Regions from separate parts of the Homo sapiens genome. Here region 2 is linked to region 1. Evidence: read pairs that join two places in POLR2A ChIA-PET (ENCODE). Cell type or tissue: PC-3. All regions are shown on one strand. Each heading gives the region's core, and the rest is flanking DNA. Links, peaks and the distances in the headings are about the cores only. Region 1 overlaps AGO3 (argonaute RISC catalytic component 3). Region 2 overlaps AGO3 (argonaute RISC catalytic component 3).

Region 1 (2,924 bases), core at 324-2,823:
AATTCTGTTCATTGCTTATTCATGCAACAGAATTTTGCTTTGTGCCAAATTATTTAAAAAGCACCAGGTAAAGTAATGACCATGGAGAAAAAAATTGACAGTATGATATAGTGTAAAAAACATGGGTTTTAGAGACAGATTCTGGCTCTTAAATTAACTGAAATTTATTAATGATGTGTCGGTATAGGTTTGAGTGCAAATGTTCTCCTCTTGTAGAGGATGTTGATAGTAGGGTGTCTGTGTGTATGTCAGGGCAGGAGGCCTGGGACATATGGGAAATCTCTACCTTCTGTTCAATTTTGCTGTGAACCTAAAACTTCCCTAAAATAGTCTATCAGAAAAAGTTAACTGCTACTTTGGGCAGTGCATTTAATCTTCCTTAACCTTAATTTTCTTATCTGTACAATGGGATAGTAAGAAGAGATGACACATGCAAAGGAAATGGCCATTTCTCTCTTTTTTATGATATTTTACTATAGAGAATTTAGGATGTATACATATAGGCAGAACTGTATAATAAACTCTATTGTACCCACCACCCAAACGCAGTCATCAACCCACGTCCAATCGCTTCTCTTCTACTTTTCCCTCTTTTATATTTTTGAAGCATATTCTAGGTATAATATGATTTTATTCATATTTAGTAGTAACTATAAAAGTTATGGACTCATGATATAGTACCATTATCACAGCAAAATAATAATCACTTATAAAAATTTCTAATCATTGTTCAAATTTTTACTTGTCTCACATATTATTTTTTAAACTGTTTGCCTTAAAAAAAAATTTTTTTTTTTTTGAGATACAGTCTCACTCTGTTGCCCAGGCTGGAGTTCAGTGGCATGATCTTGGCTGACTGCAACCTTCACCTCCCAGGTTCAAGCGATTCTCCTGCCTCAGCCTCCTGAGTAGCTGGGATTACAGGCATGCGCCATGACGCCCGGCTAATTTTTGTATTTTTAGTAGAGACGGGGTTTCACCATGTTGGCCAGGCTGGTCTTGAACTCCTGACCTCAGGTGATCCGCCCGCGTCAGCCTCCCAGAGTGCTGGGATTACAGGCATGAGCCACCACGCCCAGCCTAAAAAAAATTTTTGATTCAAAATCCAAATAAGTTCTACACATTGTGATTGATCGATATGTCTTTTAAGTGTCTTAATCGGTAAGTTTTCTCTCCTTGTTTTTCTCCTCTGCAATTTATGGGCTGTTTGTCCTTTTAGAATTTTTCACGATCTGGATTTTGCTGGTTCCATCTTTACAATTTAATTTAACATAATCCTTTGAATTTCCTGTAAACTGCTAGTGGATCCAAGGGCTTGATCAAATTCAGGCCATTCTTTTTGAACTTACTACAGTTGGGTTTTTGTCCCTAGCACTTGACTGGAATTGTTTTTATCAAGGTCAGCAAAGACTTAGCTAAACCCAATAGTTCCCAGATCTTCATTTTATTTCATCCACATCTAATGACATTTTCTTCTTGAAACACTGTTTTTCTCCATTTGGTTTTCAGGGTACCACTCTCTCCAGGTCCTCCTCCAACCTTGTTGGCTGTTACTTTTCCAGTTCCTTTGCTGTTTTCATTTCCCTAATTTCTAAATATTGGGAGTATCCTTGGGGTTAGTATTCTGTATCCATGCCACAGTCTGTCTGATCTCTAATCCAGTGGTTTTAAATAACACTTCTATGCTGAGGACACCCACATTTACACCTCCAGCCTGGACCTCTCCTCTGAACTCCACACTCATCTAACTGCTTACTATTCATCTACTTGTAGACACCTCAAATTTAGCATATCCTTAAAATCCTCTTGATTTCCCCTCCAAACTTGCTACTATCACTGAGTCTTTCCTATCTCAGTAAATGACACTTCTGTTCTTTCAGTTGTACAGACCAAAAAACCTTGAGAATGTTTCTCCTCATACCCCACATCTAGTCCATTTAACAATTCCTGTCAGGCCTACCTTCTAAATGTTTTCCACATCCACATCACTCCCCTAACTGTACTACTGTAGTTCTAGCCAACATTATCTTTCACCTAGACAGCCACATAGTCTGCTGACTGGTCTCCCTGCTTGTACCCTTATGTATAATTTTTCATACAGCAGCTGGAGTGATACTTAAAAAAAAATTTAAGTCAGATCATAACACTTTTTCACTCAGAACTCAGAGGGCTGACACTATCTAACTAACTTCAAGACTCACAATAAAGCTACTGTAATCAAGATAATGTGGTATTGGTGAAAGAAACAACTAATGGAACAGAACAGAGAGTCCAGCATGGCAGGTTACCATCCCAATTCTCCTACTTACTAGCTATAAAAATTTTAGGCAAATTATTTCAGTTTTCCTCATCTGTAAAATGATTCCTTCCTTTATAGGGTTGGTATGAAGATTAAATGAGATAATGCATGTAAAAGCACCTAGCAGGCCAGGCTTGGTGGCTCACACCTGTAATCCCAGTATTTTGGGAGGCCAAGGTGGGCAGATCAGTTGTTCTCAGGAGTTCAGGACGAGCCTGGGCAACATGGTGAAACCCTGTCTCTACCAGAAATACAAAAACTTAGCCCTGCATGGTGTAAAATAAAAGCACTTAGCACATTGCCTGAGACATAGTCAGAACTTGATAAATTTTAGAATTTGTGGATTTTCTAAGTTGATCTTGACAAGTTTCATAAGAAAGAGGCAGATCAAGTATTATTTTCATTTTTTAGATCAGGAAACAAATTCAGGGACAGTATTTGGTGACAGTCAAATGATTAGATAATTGGCAGAGCCAGTACTAAGGGCTAGTACGGAATTTGTACAGTATTACTTATCTCAGGCTAGGATAGGAAAGATTATGCCCTCTGAAGAGATTTTTAAAAAAACACAAAGCGGAATTTAAAAACAAATGATTCAGGCAGCATTTTAGTCTCTTTTCATCTA
Region 2 (2,924 bases), core at 154-2,653, 68 kb after region 1:
ACCACTGCAGTATAGGAATCACAAATATGAAAGAGAAATATGACAAAGAGTAATAACCATAAGTATTATCAGGGAACTAAAAGTTGTTCTCCATCTACCCCATTTTGGACTTTATCCCTTGGAGTCTAGGCCAAACTTTAGAAAGGAGTTGCTTATCTGTGACCTCTGTGTACCTGTTAACTCTTCTCTAGGCTAAGACTGCACTAACCACATGTAGCTACTTAAATTTAAATTAATTAAAATAAAGGCCGGGCGTGGTGGCTCACGCCTGTAATCTCAACACTTTGGGAGGCCAAGGTGGGTGGTTCACCTGAGGTCTGGAGTTCAAGACCAGCCTGGCCAACATGGCGAAACCCCATCTCTACTAAAAATATAAAAATTAACTGGGCATAGTGGCGGGTACTGTAATCCCAGCTACTTGGGAGGCTGAGGCAGGAGAATCACATTAACCCTGGAGACAGAGGTTGCAGTGAGCCAAGATTGCATCATTGCACTCTGACCTGGGCAACAAGAGCAAAAAACTAAAAAAAAAAAACCTAAATAAAATTAAATTTTCAGTTTCTTAGGTACACCAGCTACATTTCTTATGCTTAGTAACATGTTATTAGTGATTACCATATTAGCATAAATGTAGAACATTCCATCACCTCAAGAAAATTCTCTTTGACAGCACTGCTTCAGAAAATTCATCTCGAAGAACTTCAGCCAACAGCTTAAAGCCCATTTCTTCACATTCTAGAGCAGGCCTGGGATCCTTGAACCCCTAGAGTCCACAGATGGACGGCAGGGATCCAAGAACTCCTAAAATCATGTGCTAAATTATGTATATGTGCATTTTGCTGAGAGTTTATTGCTTACATCAGATTCTCAAAGGGATCTTGACTCCATAAGAGGGTAGGGATCACCTACTTTAGGAATTATTTTGGTTACATTTGATTTTTAATAGTATTGGAAAAGAGCTGTGTCACTATATTATACCTCTATAAAAGTGTCACTTTGCTTCTGTTAAAAATGCCTGGAATTTTTTTCTCCTGCTTTATAAATCTTTAAAGGACTTCTTTCTTGAGCTTTACAAAATTCTGATCTTCAAGCAGTATGTGATGACTGGGCTAGGTAAATATCACATAATTTGAAATTATGGAATACCTTGAGAATTATTGGATCTCCTCTTTCATTCCTCCTTCCCTCTCCCAGCATAAATACCTGAATTTATTATAAACAGGATTTTTTATTAATGGAAGATTTTGGCCCTTGATCTATGGGCTTTGCAAATTTTATGATTTTATTTTTTAATGTGTAGAGCTTGATGGGGTAAGGAAAAATTTTGCCATTAGGTCTGTCATGACTGTGACCATTATTAGCAATGTTATATGTAAAATCTGGTGTTTATATCATCTTGCCTGTATCACAGAATTTTTTGTCTGTTCAGAATTGAGTTTTTATGGTAATGAACAGGCTTTATAAGTATAAATATTTTACATGTGACAGTTCTGTAACCTCCATTTTTCTTGTTGGGAACAGGTTTGAAGGTTGAAGTGACTCATTGTGGAACAATGAGACGGAAATACCGTGTTTGTAATGTAACAAGGAGGCCTGCCAGTCATCAAACGTAAGAAAAGTTTGTCAGAGCAGCGATGGTGTGAGGCAGCTTGCTCTAGTTAGTGGGGTTGGGAGTTTTTCTGGCTCATAATGGGCAAGAATTGTTCATGTGTACTTTTTTTTCCTCAGCTTTCCTTTACAGTTAGAAAACGGCCAAACTGTGGAGAGAACAGTAGCGCAGTATTTCAGAGAAAAGTATACTCTTCAGCTGAAGTACCCGCACCTTCCCTGTCTGCAAGTCGGGCAGGAACAGAAACACACCTACCTGCCACTAGAAGTAATGCCTTCACACTGCTAATTAATACCCTGTTGTTCATGATTCTTTTGGGGTCTTTTATGGCCGATAACTTACCTCATACAGAACATTTATTTTGGAATATGAACTGTTTTTAAGTTTTAATTTATTCTAAATTTTCTGTAATGAAATAACACGAAACAAGTTCATCCATAATCCTACCACTCTAATGTAACCACTGTTAACATTTTGGTATACTATACTTCTTTCAGTCTTCATCTGGTGTACATTTTACTTAATTATACTTAATTACTGTAGAGCTGTCTTGTTTACTACTTTTTTACTTAACATATTGAAAATAAGTGGTTTAATGAAGTTGATTTTAAATTTTTATTTACATGTAATTGGCACTAAGTAAGAGCTAAAAAAAAAAGATATATACATGTAGTACAAAACTTTTTTCCATTTGTAGGTCTGTAATATTGTGGCAGGGCAACGATGTATCAAGAAGCTAACAGACAATCAGACTTCCACTATGATCAAGGCAACAGCAAGATCTGCACCAGATAGACAAGAGGAAATTAGCAGATTGGTTAGTACTTAACCTTAGAAATGAGAATTTAAAACATATTAGGGTGAACTGTAATACTAGAGAACCATGTCCTTATCAACCCATACCTTATGACCATTTCATGGACTGTCAGAATTAAAAGCAATCATGGAAGTAATCTAATGTTCTTGATACAAGCCTTGGTGGGCTATATGAGAAGGGTTAGGTCCTTCTCATTTAACCCTGAGCTTTTTAAGTAGATCCAGGGAACAGATCCTCTCAGAAGAAATGTTTCCATTTAGTAAACTGGAACCTCCACCTAAAAGAGGTGGGAAATAGGAGGAAAAGTCAAAGAATTATGACTAGCAATACTAAAATTCTTTTTTTTTTTTTTTTTTTTTTTTGAGACGGAGTCTTGCTTTGTCACCCAGGCTGGAGTGCAGTGGCACGATCTTGGCTCACTGCAAGCTCTGCCTCCCAGGTTCACACCATTCTCCTGCTTCAGCCTCCCCAGCAGCTGGGACTACAGGCGCATGCCAC

Evidence for each region. Peaks named below come from ENCODE experiments on the same cell type or tissue, not always from the same donor. Only the 100,000 strongest peaks of a DNase experiment are listed, where the experiment ranks them.
Region 2: POLR2A ChIA-PET joins it to region 1 with 6 read pairs; 5 of 35 experiments call an interaction of 5 or more read pairs at or near these places.

Annotation. Positions count from the first base shown.
Region 1 is chr1:35,939,286-35,942,209 of GRCh38, forward strand. The region is part of intron 1 of AGO3 (argonaute RISC catalytic component 3); the gene reads left to right. Among named protein-coding and RNA genes, the nearest start is that of AGO3, 9.6 kb to the left of the region's middle. In PC-3, for the core only: no CTCF peak of the experiment used is centred there; no DNase peak of the experiment used is centred there.
Region 2 is chr1:36,007,169-36,010,092 of GRCh38, forward strand. AGO3 (argonaute RISC catalytic component 3) reads left to right here. Exons shown (of 19, transcript NM_024852.4): 7 at 1,522-1,609; 8 at 1,729-1,876; 9 at 2,307-2,426. LOC105378647 (a long non-coding RNA gene) reads right to left here. Exons shown (of 3, transcript XR_001737972.2): 3 at 2,211-2,703. Among named protein-coding and RNA genes, the nearest start is that of TEKT2, 75 kb to the right of the region's middle. RefSeq lists an enhancer at 1,309-1,810. In PC-3, for the core only: no CTCF peak of the experiment used is centred there; a DNase peak (open chromatin) is centred at 1,573; H3K27ac peaks cover 1,288 bases.